Regions from separate parts of the Homo sapiens genome. Here all the other regions are linked to region 3. Evidence: read pairs that join two places in POLR2A ChIA-PET (ENCODE). Cell type or tissue: CD4-positive, alpha-beta T cell. All regions are shown on one strand.

The links. Peaks named below come from ENCODE experiments on the same cell type or tissue, not always from the same donor. Only the 100,000 strongest peaks of a DNase experiment are listed, where the experiment ranks them.
Region 1: POLR2A ChIA-PET joins it to region 3 with 12 read pairs; 10 of 35 experiments call an interaction of 5 or more read pairs at or near these places.
Region 2: POLR2A ChIA-PET joins it to region 3 with 10 read pairs; 6 of 35 experiments call an interaction of 5 or more read pairs at or near these places.

What each region holds. Positions count from the first base shown.
Region 1 is chr22:37,565,113-37,570,112 of GRCh38, forward strand. CDC42EP1 (CDC42 effector protein 1) reads left to right here. Exons shown (of 3, transcript NM_152243.3): 2 at 960-1,700; 3 at 2,996-4,293. The coding sequence starts at 1,238. The coding sequence ends at 3,708. Among named protein-coding and RNA genes, the nearest start is that of CDC42EP1, 7.1 kb to the left of the region's middle. RefSeq lists enhancers at 2,712-3,363, 4,330-4,624, 4,372-4,516, 4,853-5,000 and a cis regulatory region at 4,438-4,451. In CD4-positive, alpha-beta T cell, CTCF peaks have their summits at 2,379 (motif pointing left) and 2,578; DNase peaks (open chromatin) are centred at 1,439 and 2,339; H3K4me3 peaks cover 1,206 bases; H3K27me3 peaks cover 279 bases.
Region 2 is chr22:37,227,972-37,232,971 of GRCh38, forward strand. It overlaps RAC2 (Rac family small GTPase 2), which reads right to left. Exons shown (of 7, transcript NM_002872.5): 3 at 4,830-4,947; 4 at 3,961-4,023; 5 at 3,260-3,419. Among named protein-coding and RNA genes, the nearest start is that of RAC2, 14 kb to the right of the region's middle. RefSeq lists enhancers at 2,563-2,622, 3,153-3,292. In CD4-positive, alpha-beta T cell, no CTCF peak of the experiment used is centred here; DNase peaks (open chromatin) are centred at 1,500, 2,230, 2,840, 3,620 and 4 weaker places; H3K4me3 peaks cover 1,579 bases; H3K27ac peaks cover 4,885 bases.
Region 3 is chr22:37,482,253-37,487,252 of GRCh38, forward strand. It overlaps MFNG (MFNG O-fucosylpeptide 3-beta-N-acetylglucosaminyltransferase), which reads right to left and starts at 4,132. Exons shown (of 8, transcript NM_002405.4): 1 at 3,671-4,132. The coding sequence starts at 3,925. RefSeq lists enhancers at 1,959-2,468, 2,317-2,726, 3,017-3,076, 3,477-3,526, 4,003-4,512 and 1 more and a silencer at 4,097-4,226. In CD4-positive, alpha-beta T cell, no CTCF peak of the experiment used is centred here; DNase peaks (open chromatin) are centred at 2,399, 2,959, 3,609 and 4,249; H3K4me3 peaks cover 3,537 bases; H3K27ac peaks cover 4,726 bases.

The DNA.
Region 1 (5,000 bases), 83 kb after region 3:
GGGTGAGGTCTTGGCACTTAGTAAGTGCTTCATAAGTGGGCCCTGCAGAATAAGTGCTTTCTTTTTTTTTTCCTTTTTTTTTTTTTTTTTTTTGAGACAAGGTCTTGCTCTGTCTCCCAGACTGGAGTGCAGTGACACAATCATGGCTCATTGCAGCCTTGACCTCCTAGGCTCAAAGGATCCTCCCTTCTTAGCCTCCTGAGTAGCTAGGACCACAGGCATACACCACCACACCCAACTAATTTTTTTAAAATTTTTTTGTAAAAACCAGGTCTCATTATGTTGCTCAGACTTAGAATGAGTGAATGAGTGCTTCTATTTTTTCCTGATACATGGCTTAAGTGTATAGCTCAATGAATTATTTGTCCCCTATTCAGTCAGTACCTGCTCAGAGGCTGCCATCATTCTGATTGCTAATAGCATCAATTGGTTTTGCCTGTTACTGAACTTCCTTGTTTTTTTTTTTTTTTTTTTTTTTTTTTTTGAGACGGAATGTTGCTCTTGTTGCCGAGGCTGGAGTGCCGTGATGTGATCTTGGCTCACTGCAACCTCTGCCTCCAAGGTTCAAGTGATTCTCCTGCCACAGCTTCCTGGGTAGCTGGGATTACAGGTGCGCACCACCACGTCCGGCTAAGTTTTGTATTTTTAGTAGAGACGGGGTTTCTCTATGTTGGCCAGGCTGGTCTCGAACTCCTGACCTCAGGTGAGCCACCCACCTCAACCTCCCGAAGTGCTGGGATTACCAGCATGAGCCACCGCACCCGGCTGTGTTCTTGAACTTTCTATACACAGACTCACTTGGGTCCCCGTGTGCCTAGCTTCTGCCCCGCGTCAGTTGGAGGCCTCCATCCGTGTAGTTGGGTGTGATCATCTATCCTCTTCAGCTGCTAATGTTTGGACCCCGGATTTCCTCCTCTGTCGCGGGCCTGCCGTCACCGCCCATTCTGTCTTCCTTCCAGGTCTCCACCTCTGGGCAGGAGAGTTGCCGACCACCTCGGGGGTGCTTTCTCTGCGCTTGAACATCTATAGCTGCTTCTGAGGGGCTGGGAGCCGGGCCCCTGGGAGAGACGAGCCATGAACCCCCCACAGCCTCTGCATTTGGGGACCTCACCTTAGGAGAGTGCCATTTACAGCTTCCGCCAGGGCAAAGGAGCTGAGCAGCCATCCCAAGCCCAGCCCACCTCCCTCCCCCGGCCCCTGGTAGGCATGGACTAGCAGCTGTGAGCAGCCAGAGCTGATGCCCGGCCCCCAGGGGGGCAGAGGCGCCGCCACCATGAGCCTGGGCAAGCTCTCGCCTGTGGGCTGGGTGTCCAGTTCACAGGGAAAGAGGCGGCTGACTGCAGACATGATCAGCCACCCACTCGGGGACTTCCGCCACACCATGCATGTGGGCCGTGGCGGGGATGTCTTCGGGGACACGTCCTTCCTCAGCAACCACGGTGGCAGCTCCGGGAGCACCCATCGCTCACCCCGCAGCTTCCTGGCCAAGAAGCTGCAGCTGGTGCGGAGGGTGGGGGCGCCCCCCCGGAGGATGGCATCTCCCCCTGCACCCTCCCCGGCTCCACCGGCCATCTCCCCCATCATCAAGAACGCCATCTCCCTGCCCCAGCTCAACCAGGCCGCCTACGACAGCCTCGTGGTTGGCAAGCTCAGCTTCGACAGCAGCCCCACCAGCTCCACGGACGGCCACTCCAGCTACGGTGAGGGCCTGGGCCATCTTGGCCCACTTTTCAGAGGCTGAGGCTGAGGCCCAGAGGGGTTCAGTGGCTCCTCCAAGCTCCAAGTGAGCTCCAAGTGACCACAGAGGTCAGGCCCAGACCCCACATCATGGATGGGGAGGGGGTGCAGTGGTGGGAACAAGCTGACTCCCCAAAACACCTGAGGTTGAGAGTGAGGAGGTGGAGTTTGAATTCTAGCTGCCCCTCACTTGCTGTGTGACCTGGGCAAGCACATCCCCCTCTCTGGGCCTTAGCTGAACCAGTCACCCACCCATTCTTGCCCCCTTCAACCAAAGCCTTCCCCTCATGTCGGAATGATATCATGGAGAGGTGAAGGGCCTGGGCTCTAGATTCCAATCCAGTTCTGCCTGAATTTCAGGAAGTCAGTTGACCTCTATAAGTTCAAGTCCTCGCCTGGATAATGAGTCTCTCGGGGTCATTGCTAAGATTCAGTGCCAGGAGAGGCGCAGGGGGGCTGATACTTAGTAGGTGCTCAGGACACTGGAGCTGTTGTTATCTGAACTTGGTTTCCTGTAACTCGACAAATTTGGGAAACCACTCACAGGAACCGCAAGCCACAGGCCTTCCTGCCCAGCCAGAAGTGCCACCTTGGCCGTTCGGTCAGAGCTCACCTGAGAACCATGGGCCCCTGCTGCCACCTGGTGGCCACTCCCTGCCTTGCGGGAGTGGCTCTAACACCCCTGCCCCAGGCGGCTGCTCAGAACCGCACTGAGGACTGGTCCACAGAAACCCGATTCTGTCTCAGGTCTGTAGTCCTGGAAGCAGGGGCTGGACATGTCTGTCCTTCATTTCTATACAGTCAGACCCTGATTGCTGGTCCCATCCTGTGTCCACAAACCAGCTCACGTGCTATGGGTTCACCTGCAGCCATCGGCCAGCGTCATGGCAGGGAGCCGGTGGCCATGGCTGAGGTCACAGTTGGGACTGAGAGGAGATTTGAGCTCCAGACTTGATTCCACCTCGTCAGACTTCTATGGCCTTGGGCTAGCTCCTTCGCCCCATCCCAAACTGAGCCTCACTTTCCCCATCTGCATAATGGAAATGAGGATAATGATGATTTTCAGCTTTCGGGGTAGACAGGAAGATCACACAGGTGACCATGGAGTGTATTCTATTGGAAAGATGGGAGAAACCGAGGCCAGAGAGGGGAGGGACTAGCCAGAGGCCACACAGCAAGCCAGGACTGGTCCTGTCTCCCCTCCTGAATTCCTGGTGAGGGACCCCAGCTCTGAGCCCACTGCCCATTTCTCTTCTAGGCCTGGACTCTGGGTTCTGCACCATCTCCCGCCTGCCCCGCTCGGAAAAGCCGCATGACCGAGACCGGGATGGTTCCTTCCCCTCTGAGCCCGGGCTTCGCCGCTCTGACTCTCTCTTGTCCTTCCGCCTGGACCTCGACCTTGGGCCCTCACTCCTCAGCGAGCTGCTAGGGGTCATGAGCCTCCCAGAAGCCCCTGCAGCTGAGACTCCAGCCCCCGCTGCAAACCCCCCAGCCCCTACTGCAAACCCCACGGGTCCTGCTGCAAACCCCCCAGCCACTACTGCAAACCCCCCAGCGCCTGCTGCAAACCCCTCAGCACCTGCCGCAACCCCCACGGGTCCTGCTGCAAATCCCCCAGCCCCTGCCGCAAGCTCCACACCCCATGGACACTGTCCCAATGGGGTAACAGCTGGGTTGGGCCCAGTGGCTGAGGTGAAGTCCAGCCCAGTGGGAGGGGGTCCCCGAGGACCTGCTGGCCCTGCCCTCGGCAGGCACTGGGGAGCAGGCTGGGATGGCGGCCACCACTACCCAGAGATGGATGCGCGGCAGGAGCGGGTGGAGGTGCTGCCCCAAGCCCGGGCCTCCTGGGAGAGCCTGGACGAAGAGTGGAGGGCGCCCCAGGCAGGCAGCAGGACCCCAGTGCCCAGCACAGTGCAAGCAAACACCTTTGAATTTGCGGATGCTGAGGAGGATGATGAGGTCAAGGTGTGAGGGGCTGGGGCACGGTCCCAGGGCCCCACCTAGGTGCAGAGCCGGCCCCTCACCTAACAGCTGGTTCCTACCAGACCGGAGAGGGGAGAAGTCATGTTGCCCCTAAACCCCTCCCCACCTCTGCAGGACAGACATGGGAGGGAGGACAGGGAAGGCCAGGCTTGCTCTGGGACTTTTATGCTCCCAGAGGCCCTGCCAAACTGACCACCTCCCCCGACTGCCACTCTGGACCTAATAGCTGTTCCTTAGGCCCCACTCCATGCCACCCCCACCAGCTGGAGGACCCAGCCTCACAGTGTGTCCTTTGTGCCAGACCAAGCGGCCCGTGGGGGGTGGGGGGCAGGGAGTGTACCACACAGGGCCATTGTCTCACCTCCCAAAGGGACCGCCTGCCCCCAGCTCATCCCAGAGCGTCCCTGCTGCAACCCTGACAGCCGTCTCCCAGGCCGCTTCCCCAACATCCCCGCCCCAGCCTCCCTCTTACCCCAGAAAGGTCAGGTATGACCTCCCGGGGAGGAATCCCACCTGCCTGTATACCCCAGACTTGCCTCTGGGGCCTGATTAAATAAGGCTGTTTTGATAAAAGGTGTCCTGCAAGATGCTTGGGGACCTGGGACAACAGCATCAGCTCTGTCTGCTTCAGTCCCCTCCCCTCCAGGGAGTTTAGAAAGCCAAGGATCCCCCATCAAGGCCCCCAGCAGGGAAGGGAAGTGGACGCGCCAAGGGGAGGGTAATGAGTAACCAGGCTGGAACGCCCCTGAGATAAGAGGCCCAGGTGGGAGCCCTTATCTGCAGTTCCGGGAACAGCCCCTGGCCCAGGTGCCTGGGACTCGTGTCTGCCCCATAATCCCACAGGGCAGCATGGCATTTGCTCTGGCGATAGTGGGGGCAAGTAGACAGAAGCAAGTGCGTAGGACTGTTGGGAGCATGTCTCAGCCTCCCAACATGGCAGCCGGGTGTCCTCATATCTGTTTCCTCCTCAGTATTATGAAAATGCCAGGAGCATTAAAATGCACGGAAAGAGAAATGCCCTCCTTAGGTATCGGAAGACCGGTTAAATTTAGCCACAAACAGCTAACGTGAGGTGGTGCACTCCCTGTCACTACAGGTATGCAACCAGAGGATGTGTGGCAGGAGGCAGGATCACTACGGGACCTCAGGATCCCTGAGAGCAGGACATTCTGGATCATGGGGTGCCTTCATTCAGAGGTCCTCAGACCAGGGGTATCCCATGTTTTTGTAAACTTGAGGGACCCAAGAGAGAAAGGAGTCACAAGCCACAGTTCTTGCCA
Region 2 (5,000 bases), 250 kb before region 3:
GACCAAATCTCTGGGAGCCTCACCTTCTAGAAAATTGTCTTGCCCATCCCTCCAGGATTCTCCCAGGGTTGCAAATAATCCCCAGGAGGCCTGAAGCCCTCAGGGCCCCCTCCCCAGGAACTTCCCAACATCATCAGCCCCTTCCTTAGCACCGTCCCTGTCTTACAGACAAGGAAACTGAGGCTCCTGGAGAGTATGCGACTCATCCAAACTCACACGCTGGATGTATTCCCTCAACCTGGGCCCAGCTGGGGGCCTTCTGGGAGGAGTGGCATTGGAGAGCTCCTCTGTCCTGCCATGGGAGGCCCAGCCTTCTCCCACATGAAGACCCCTCAGGGCTAGAGCCCGGGGCACAGATGAGGAGAAAGGCAGGCCTAGTTCCCACCCCCAGGGACGGCGTTCCATGACATTCTGCAAAGAGTCCGTGTGACTTCCCATGTCCATTTCAAGCTGCACAGTTTCCCTGAAGTGAAAAACCACAAAACCCCTTCTGCCGAGATGCTATGCAGGCCTGGGGGCCGATGTCAGAACCAAGAGGAAGGAGAAGGGAGGGGAGGGGAACTCTGGGCCCTCCGCCAAAGCCCGCTTGCTTCTCTGTGGCAGGATGGAAGGGGATGGACGCTGGTCACCACCTACCCTGTGCCAGGCACTGAGCTGGGTGCTTCCAACAACACCGGGGTGAGTTCCCATTTCACAGACCAGGAAACAGGCCCAGAGTGGGGAAGCCAAGGCCCGAAGGCACAGAGCTGGGGGGAGAAGTCGGGATGGCAGGAGGGGCAGCCCCTGGAACAGGGGAGCCCACTGAGGCCAGGTGCTGGGGAGAAAGGAAGGGTGGGGCAGGGACGAGGAGCCTGAGGCTCAGAGAGGATGTCACTCGCTCTGAGTCACATGCTGGGCGTCTCCCCTCTACCTGGAGGCATATACGCCCACCAGGGATCATGGGCAGTGGTTGTCATGGGGCTTGGCTGGCAAGAGCAGGGTGCCCTGAGCTCAGCCCGGAGTCTGGTCACCACAGCCCCCTGTGTTGAGGAGGTGTCACTGGGCACTTGGCCACTGTCTCCTTATAAGGGACCACATCTGCGTCCACTTCCCCCACATCCACCAACTGCCTTTTCCCTGGCACCCAGCCACCCACTCACCCAGGACAAGGGTCCTGAGCTGGGGGGCCAGGGCTCACTTTGGCTCGGCCTCTCACTGCTCTAGGACTTTAGTCAGTTCCCCCTCTCCGGGCCTCAGTCTCCCATCTGTCTAGGACTCATTGCCATGCGATGGCTCATCAAGCTGAGGCAGGGGGCAGGGGAGCTACAGAGAGGGCAAGGAGGGTGAGGGGGCGGTGGGGGCAGTGGAGGTGCAGGGAGGACAGATGGCCCTCAGCTTTGTGGCTTAGGGAGCCAGTCCACCCCTGTCAGAATCCTGGCTGGGTGGCCTTAAGCCAGCAACATGTCCCCCCGAGCCTGTTTCCTCTCTGTAAAGTGAAGGTGACAAGAGCTCTTCGTCATAGCTGCTGTGAGAATGAAGTGGCTCCCAGGAAGTGCTCAGTCCACATCAGCTGTGATTATCAGCTGGGCTCAGGGCTGCCCCCAAAACTTGTCATCCCAGGGCTGGGGAGTCCAGGTGGGCAGAGGCAGTTGCTGCTTCCCTCACTATCCCTGCCAGTCCCCCCAGGACTCCCCCTAGGCCTAAGCTGGTCTGAGGCACAGTTAAAATCACTGCCCCTGCCCCAGCTCCATGCAGGGTCAGCCAGGAAAGACTGGCTAGAGGCCAAGGCAAGAACTCTGAGTCACCACCTTATGGAGGAGAGAGGGCCTTTGGGGATTGTCCAGGTCAGCTTATGTGGAGAGGGAGACTGAGGCCCAGAGAGGGGCAGCCACTAACCCAAGGTCACACAGCCAATCAGTATCAGAGCCAGGACCAGAATCCAGGCCTCCAGCACCCTCCACATGATCCCAAAGCATGTGCTTTACAAGGGAGAGGTCAGTGACAGCCAGGCCACAGGCTGGAGAGCTGCACCCTGAATAGAAGGAGTCCAGGGGCAGGGGTTGGAGGGGTGCTGGTTGGTCAGAAAGAGAAGGCAGGGATGAATCCTTGATATTTAAAAGGAAAGACTTGCAGGCTGGGGAGCTGTGGCCCTAGGACAGGGGAAGGGAGCCAGGGTGTGAGCCATAGTCTGAGGCCCCCGGGGAAGATGGCTGTGTCACCACGCTAGTCACAGAAGGAGGGAGGTGGTGGCTGCGGTTTCTCTTCCTGTGAAGAGATGTGAGTCCCCAGGGCCCTCCCAGTTCCGGCAGGGGGAGGTGGGGCGGGGCTGGGGCGGTGGGGCGGGAGGAGGTCTAGTGGATTCAATTTGGGGGCCAAACCCTGGGCCTGCAGAGTCCTGTGGTGAGGCAGAGGGCACAGCTCATATGACCAAACCCAGCTGGTGGTTTTGGGCTTTTGGGCAAGGATCCCTGAGCTACAGACACATTGGGACCTACCAGGGACAGGGACAGGAACAGCCAGCAGGCCTGGGTACCATGCATGAAGCCAGACCCATGGTCATCGCCTCCCTGATGCAGGCAGCCCTGAGCCACTACAAAGAAGCACCCCCCAGCAGTGAGCCAATAATTTGCTGTCCTTCCTTCAAATCTGGCTGGGCCACCTACTAGCTGGGTGACCTTGAGAAGTTACTATATTTCTCCAGCCCAGTGATTTGGAGGCAAAGAGGGGTCGAGCTGAGAAACCAAAGGGAGTGGGGAAAGGGAGGAGAGAAGGTGGTGGAAGGAAATGTGTCACCCTTTAGATCTAATGCAGCGCCACCTCCTCCAGGAAGCCTTCCCAGAACACCCAAGTTTGACTTGCCACTTGTCCTCCAAGCAACCACAGCACCCCCACTCAATCTCTGCTTCTGTCTGCTCAAAGCACACCTCCTTATTTTCAGTATCTATTAATAGATACTACTCATACTACTAGGACGACTACTACTAACACAGAGTGCTTCTCACACACAGGTGCTGCCCTGGCAGCTCCACCTGGAATAAGTTACTGAATTCCCCCAACCACCCCAGGAGGCAGGAGCTATCACTATCCCATGCTTTTCTGATAAGGAAACACAGGCAGAGAGAGGCTACGTGACTCGCCCAAGGTCACACAGCAAGTGCACAGCACAGCTGAGTTCAAACTGCACAGCCTGGCCCTGCAGCCCGTGTTTACAATCACACCACGAGGCCAAGTCAGGGCCTCCCCTGCAGCCAGATCGCCCCTCTGAGCCCGAGGCCCATACCAATCTCCTTGGCCAGTGCCAGGCCCTGCGGGTAGGTGATGGGAGCCAGCTTCTTCTCCTTCAGTTTCTCGATGGTGTCCTTGTCGTCCCGCAGGTCCAGCTTGGTGCCCACCAGGATGATGGGTGTGCTGGGGCAGTGGTGCCGCACTTCTGGGAACCACTGGGCAGGTGGGTGGGGGGACACAAGGTTGTATGGGTCAAGAGGGGGCGCGAGGCTGTGCGGGGATCAGAGGGAGTGTGAGGGTGTAGGGAGAGGAGAGGCAGCAAGTTGCCAGAAGATCAGAGGTGGGCACGACGGTGAGGAGAGAGAGACGTGAGGTGGCACAGGGAGGGGAGGCCACGACGTTGTGCAGGAAGGAGGGGGCGCATGATTGTAGGAAAGGAGGAGGCGAGGTTTTGTGCAGACATAAGAAGCAAACATGAGGTTATGTGACAATCGGAGGCGGACATGAGGTTGTGTGGGGAGGAGGAGAATGCAGCCATGGAAAGTGGGGGTATAGCTAACTATCGCAGCACCCCCCACCCCAGGTCCTCTGAATCTTACCCCCTCAAGTCCCTCTGCCAGCCCTGGTTGGCACTGGGGACCCTCTCTGTATGCGACCTCTGCTGCCCCAGGGACCAGCCTAGAGTCACCAGTTCCTCCCTCTGTCCCTCAGGGTTACCTGCCCCAGAGCCCCCAAGGCCCACCCTGTCCAGCTCACCTTGGCGCGGACGTTCTCATAAGAGGCTGGGCTGACGAGGGAGAAGCAGATGAGGAAGACGTCCTGGGGACAGAGCAAGCGAGGTTGCTAGTGAGGAGGGCCCAGAGGTGTCCCACCATGGCAGCCACCGAGAGGTGGAGCTTGGGGCTCCCTGAGGGTGGAACACCCCAGGGAATGCTGGGGACTTAGGATCTGGGCAGAGCAGAGATACCCTTCTCGCCTCTACCACGAGGCTGCTGTTTGTTAGGACGCTCACTAAAGGCCAGGGCCTCTGCGAAGTGGTTATCCTCACATGTCACTCTGCAGCAAGCACTGCTGGTAGCCCCATTCCTCAGACAGGGAAAGTGAGGCTTCCAGAGGTTAAAGAGTTTGCCAACGTGCACTCTGGTGAGGGGAGGATCTGGGATTCTAGAGTCCATACTCCAATCCATATACTATCCACCATCTGATTACCGGCCTTAGCCGCCTCCCTGCATACCCTGGAGGAAGGGCGAGGACCCAGCAGCCACCTGCAGGCATCCTCCACCTCTCCCCTCCCCCAGCACTCCCAGGGCTCACCATGCTGGGCTGCCTCCTGGGGCCCTGTGCAGAATCCACCTGCCCCACCACTGGAAACAGGGGGTGCCAGAGCCCAGGAGGCAATGGGGTGGGAAGATGGGCACATTGAGGACCGGGAACCAATGCAGGGCTGAGGGAGTGCAAGAGGAAGCCCTTCTCTGCCTGGGACATGCAAGGCAGGCAGACTCCCTGAGCTGGGCCTTAAGGGGAGAGGTAGGGTTTCCCAGGCTGAGCTGGCTGGAAGGGCATCCCAAGCAGAGGGAACAGAGACAGCAAAGGTCAGGACTGCAAGGCAGGTGGGAGCAGCACACCGTCTGTGGATAGGAGAGCGGCCGGAGACGGTCGTAGTCCTCCTGCCCAGCAGTGTCCCACAGCCCCAGGTTCACTGGCTTGCTGTCCACCATCACATTGGCTGAATAGTTGTCAAACCTGTGGGGAGCAGGCAAGGCGGAGGTAAGGTCAATCTCAAACCCCAGAACCTG
Region 3 (5,000 bases):
ACACCCAACTCCACCCACCAGCCACTAACACCTTCCATGGCTCCCTACTACTCTTGGGATAAAGGCCAGCCTCCCTAAGTGTGGCCAGTGAGGGGCCACCTGGCCACCCTGCCTGATGTAGTCTGATCTCATTACTTCCTGTCCACCCCTGGGGCTTCTCTCTCTGTCTCTCTCTCTCACACACACACACGCACACACACGCACGCATACACACACACACACACACACGCACGTGCGCACGCCTCTGAGCCTCTGCGCATGCTATGCCCTCTTTCCACCCTCTAGCTCCCAGCTCAGGCATCACCTTCCCCAGGAAGCCTTCCCTGACACCCCTCCAGCTACTTTAGAGGCCCCTGCTATGTGTTCCTCAGCCCTCTGTTTCTCCTGTCACTAACAGCAGTTAGCAAAACTCCCTGGTTACAGAAATTTCTCTCCCCGTCTCTTCCACCAGACGATGGCATCCTGGAGACCACAGGCTGGGTCCAATTTGTCTCCTTGCTCCGGCACCTGGCTCTCCTCAGGAAGGCCTGTGCAGCATCCACCCTCTGAGCCTCTCTCCCTGGGGTCTGTCTCCCACCGTCAGATTTAGCGAATGCTGGAGGTCTCTGGATTTCCGCAGGGGGAAATGGTGGTGGTCCAAGCCTAGACCCTGGTCCGCTTCTCCATGAAGCCCACTCCGTCAGTGACGCCATGCAGCCTCTCAGCTTTAAACACCATCAGGGAGCTGGAGACTCGTGGACACCACCAGCCCTAGCCTCTCCCTGAGCTCCAAACTGTCAAATCCCCTGAAACCATGACGTCTCCTGGGGGCTTAACACATCAAGACTGAGCCCCCGTTCTCCCCAAGACCTGCTCCTCCCTCTCACTGGTTGGGACCCAAAACCTCAGACTCCCCGCTCCTCCTCTCTTCCTCTCACACCTCTTCCCGAGCCTGTCATCAATTCTGCTCACCAGCCTCCAAATCGTCTGGGACGCTGCTCTTCCCTCCGGCCCACCCGGCCACCTAGTCCCCGCCACTGTCGTCACCTGCTGCCTGCTTTGCTGCAGGCCCTCCTCCCTGGCCTCCCTGCTCCCTGCCTCCACCCCAAGTCGGTTTTCAACACAGCCTCAAGGGATCCTATCAAAGAAACCAGGCCTTTCCTACCCTGCCCTCGACAAACTTTTGCCACCAAACAGCCACCCGATAGTGAAACACTCTCAAGCTTGGAGCATGGGCCAAATGGGCTGAGGACTGTTTCCCGGTGAAGATCTAGTAAGCCTGAATAAAGCAGGAGAATAGGCACTTTGGGAGGCCAAGGCAGGTGGATCATTTGAGGCCAGGAGTTCAAGACCAGCCTGGCCAACATGGCAAAACCCCATCTCTACTAAAAATAGAAAAATTAGCCGGGCGTGGTGCGCATGCCTGTAGTCCAAGCTACTCAGGAAGCTGAGGATCACTTGAAACCAGGAGGCGGAGGTTGCAGTGAGCCAGGATCGTGCCACTGCACTCCAGCCTGGAAAACAGAGTGAGACTCTGTCTCAAAATAAACAAAACAAAACACCAGCAGCCATGAACAGAGTGAGGGAGAGAGCCGGGAAGGGGAGTCCAGGTCCAGAGGGGGCGGGGGCACAGGAGAGGGCAGTGAGGCTGGCGCTTTCAGTCCCTGGGAATCCTAAGGTTGGCACAGAGCGATGGGCAGAGTTTCTTTGGAGCCAAGGGCTGCATTTGACTTGTTTAAGGAGGGGACCTGACAATGGTGAAAACTTCACAGGCAGCCGCGGGAAACAAAGGGACACGCAGCCTGCTGGGGCAGGGGAGGGGTGGCCGGGGACCATCTGCTGCAGAGGAGGGGAGTGGTGGGGCTGCTGCCACCTCTCCCCCCAACAAGGGGACCATAGGGAGGAGAAAGGCTCGCCTTGAGCACAAAACCCGCCTCCCCCAGCCCACCCCCTCAGCCCAGGACAAAGGCCGGCACACGAGTCCCGGCCCCTGCCGCAAGGCCCACCTGCCACCCGACCGCCCTTAACCAGCCAGGCGGGCGCCCAGCGCTGCAGTTAACCAGCTCAGGCCCGGTCCAGACACTCCTGCCCCGTGCAGATGGGGAAACTGCGGGCCGAAAGGGGAGGGCCTTGGCTGAGGTCACAGAGAGAAGTGAGCCAAAGGGTGAGAGACGTGGGGTAGCGACTCCTGTAGCCCAGTGACCCAGTCCTCACAGGGTTCCCAAGTCTCAGCAGGGGAGAAAAGCACCCAACCAGGAGCAAGGTTCTAGGTCCCACTGGGCTCTGTCCCCTCAGGCCTTCTGCGTGACACCACGCCAGCCAGCACTTCCTCTCTCTGGCCTCAGTTTCCTCATCCGGGGCAAGGGCACCACCGCGGTGATGGAGATAAGACAGGAAAGGGCCGTGGGCCACGTGAGGCCACGCTCCCGGGTACACAGACGCATAAACAGGAAGGCCTGCGGGAGGGCCCGCCTTGGCTGCTTCCGCAGGAAGAACCAGGATCTCCCCAAGATGAGAAGCCGTGTGGGGCCCAGAGAAGAGCTGAGGTGCTGGGGGCCAGCTGGGGAAGAGTTAATCCCAAGTACGAGGGCAGAAATCAGGGCAGGGTGCCCCTCCCCAGGAGGGCCTGGCCTCTGCCAGCCATCCTCTCCCCCTCCTTTTGGTCTTCCAGGAGGTCTCGACTATCTCCAAAGACTCAGTCACTTCCTCCCACTGAGCCAGCCGCCAAAGAGGGGACCGATGTGTGTGTGTGTGTGTGTGTGTGTGTACCCATTCTCCACCTCCCCCATCAACGGTCCCTAACACCGACATCACTAACTTTGCTTAAGGAAGATACTGGATGCGAGGAGGGAAAGGGCTGGAAGGGACTTGGCTCGCCGGAGCCGCACAGCCATGTGACAGACATGCCTCTTGTCACACACATCTAGCACACTCCAGCTCCGTGCGTGTGAGCACACACACACACACACACACAATCCCACGTGCCAGGCAGGCCTCCCCAACCTCCGGCCCACCACTGCCTCAGCCGCCACCCTCGTGGCATGCGCTCTCCTTCCCTCCCTCGGAAGCAGTCCGCAGGAAGCCAACACAGGAGGCCAGACATGGCGGCCTCGGCACACCCGGGGCAGCAGAGACACAGCGGCAGGGGCTATCGGGAAGGCCGAAGGGATGCCTCCCCCAAGAACAGACCCCACCATTCTCCTCCCGTCCTCCACCCTCAGAGCCCGGGCAGGACAGCACCTAGGGCCTGGGTGGGACAGCCTGGCCTGGGCACGGGTCTGGGTCAGGACCTCTTGGAGGCCTCCACCCCAGCTGCCCAACACCCACCATTACCCCTGATGCCAGGCTGGGCCTGGGTGGCTAGGAGCGAAGCCCCCACGGGAGCGGCTAGGAATAGAAGAACCCCCAGGAGGGACCCGGGAGCCTGGAGCAGGGGCCCAGCCTGGCCCCCAAAAGTGGTGGAGCGGTAGGACCTGGGTGCACCTGGAGTCAGGACCAGTACAGGGCACGGGCAGGGCCGCAGGCAGCCCCTAAAGCCCGGAAGAAGGAGAGAGGAAGAGGATCCCTGATTAGGCAGGTATTGAGCAGCTTCTCCCATGAGGCAGTCAGGGACCCCAGCCCAGTAGAAAGGCCTCTGAGAACCCCTTAGGCCAGGGGCCACCCCCAGGGCCCAATGTCACCCACTTGTCACCTGTTCCCTGGTCCTGGAAACCCACGTGTCAAGCAGCAGCTCCAGGCGCAAGCGGTGGAAAGCCCGGGTCGTCTTCACTGCAATGAAGACATCGTGTAGCTGTAGCTTAGGGGGCCCCGGGTTCGGCTGGCTCAGCTCGGGGGTCCCTTGTACCCGCTGCGGGGACAGGTTCAAGTGGTACCGCAGACACAGGAGCCCCATGCACAGGAGGGTGAGGAGGGCTCCAGCCAGGCCCCGCGGGAGCCGGCACTGCATTGGTTGGCCCTGGGACCCCAGACAGCTCAGCCCCCAAATCCCAACCAGACAGGGAGGGGAAGCTGGTCAGGCAGGGGCTCCAGCAGAGGCAAAAGTCTGGCAGGCATCAGGGGCTGGCAAGGAGGGAAGAGGTAGGAGCTGAGGCTCTGGACCCAGAGGCTGAGCCATGGCAGCACGATCTCGACCGCCGCCAGTCCTCCACCTGCTCCCGCTGTCCGGCCTGCCGCAGCCTCCGGGACCGCCTGGCCCCGCCCCGCTTAGCCCGAGGGGCGGGGCCAGACGAAGGGAACCCCAGACAGAGGCGGCTGAAAGGAGGCACCAGCAGAAAGGGCAGCCCCGGCTCTGCCAGCTGCTGCGGTGGGAGGAAGTCACAACAAACCCTCCGTGCCCGGTGGAAGGGAGTGTCCTCCAGCACCGTCCACTCCCCCAGAGAGCTGTCAGCTCGGCCCATTCAACACCCATTACTTTGGTGTCCTGCTTCACCCAGCCCCCAGCTTTTGCTCACAGGTTTCCTCCGGGATGCTCTCCCATATTCCACCAGCCTCACCCACATTCCCTCCACTAGGCTGAGTTCTATCTGGACTTCAAAGCTTAAGGGTTCCCTCCTCCAGGAAGCCTTCCGTGATAACCTCTTAACCTCTGGGGCTCCCACAGTTGTTCGCTCAGTTCCTGAGGTCTTCACAACAGCACTGGGACTGTCGTTCCCAGTTTATAGCTGAAGACATAAGGCACAAAGGCACAGAATGAGCAAAAACGATCCAGCAACTCAGCCGCAGAGCTGGCAGAACCCAGGTCTCTGTTCCTCATCTAGTTCACAGGAGGTCCCCTGAGGGCACCTGTCCAGCTGTGCCCCAGCCCATACCCGACCTCACTCCGCAGTCTCTGGAGCTGCCTCTCTCCCAGCACCTGACCAGTGGACAGACAGAGGGCCTTCTCCAGCCACCACCTCCATCTTGTTTCGCACAAGCTCACTCACACCTCCTCCCTCCTCCACTCAGAGCCTGCACTGGCTCCCATTTTCTTCAGAACAAAAGCCAAAACGCACACAGCAGCCCACAAGGCCCTGCGTGAGCTG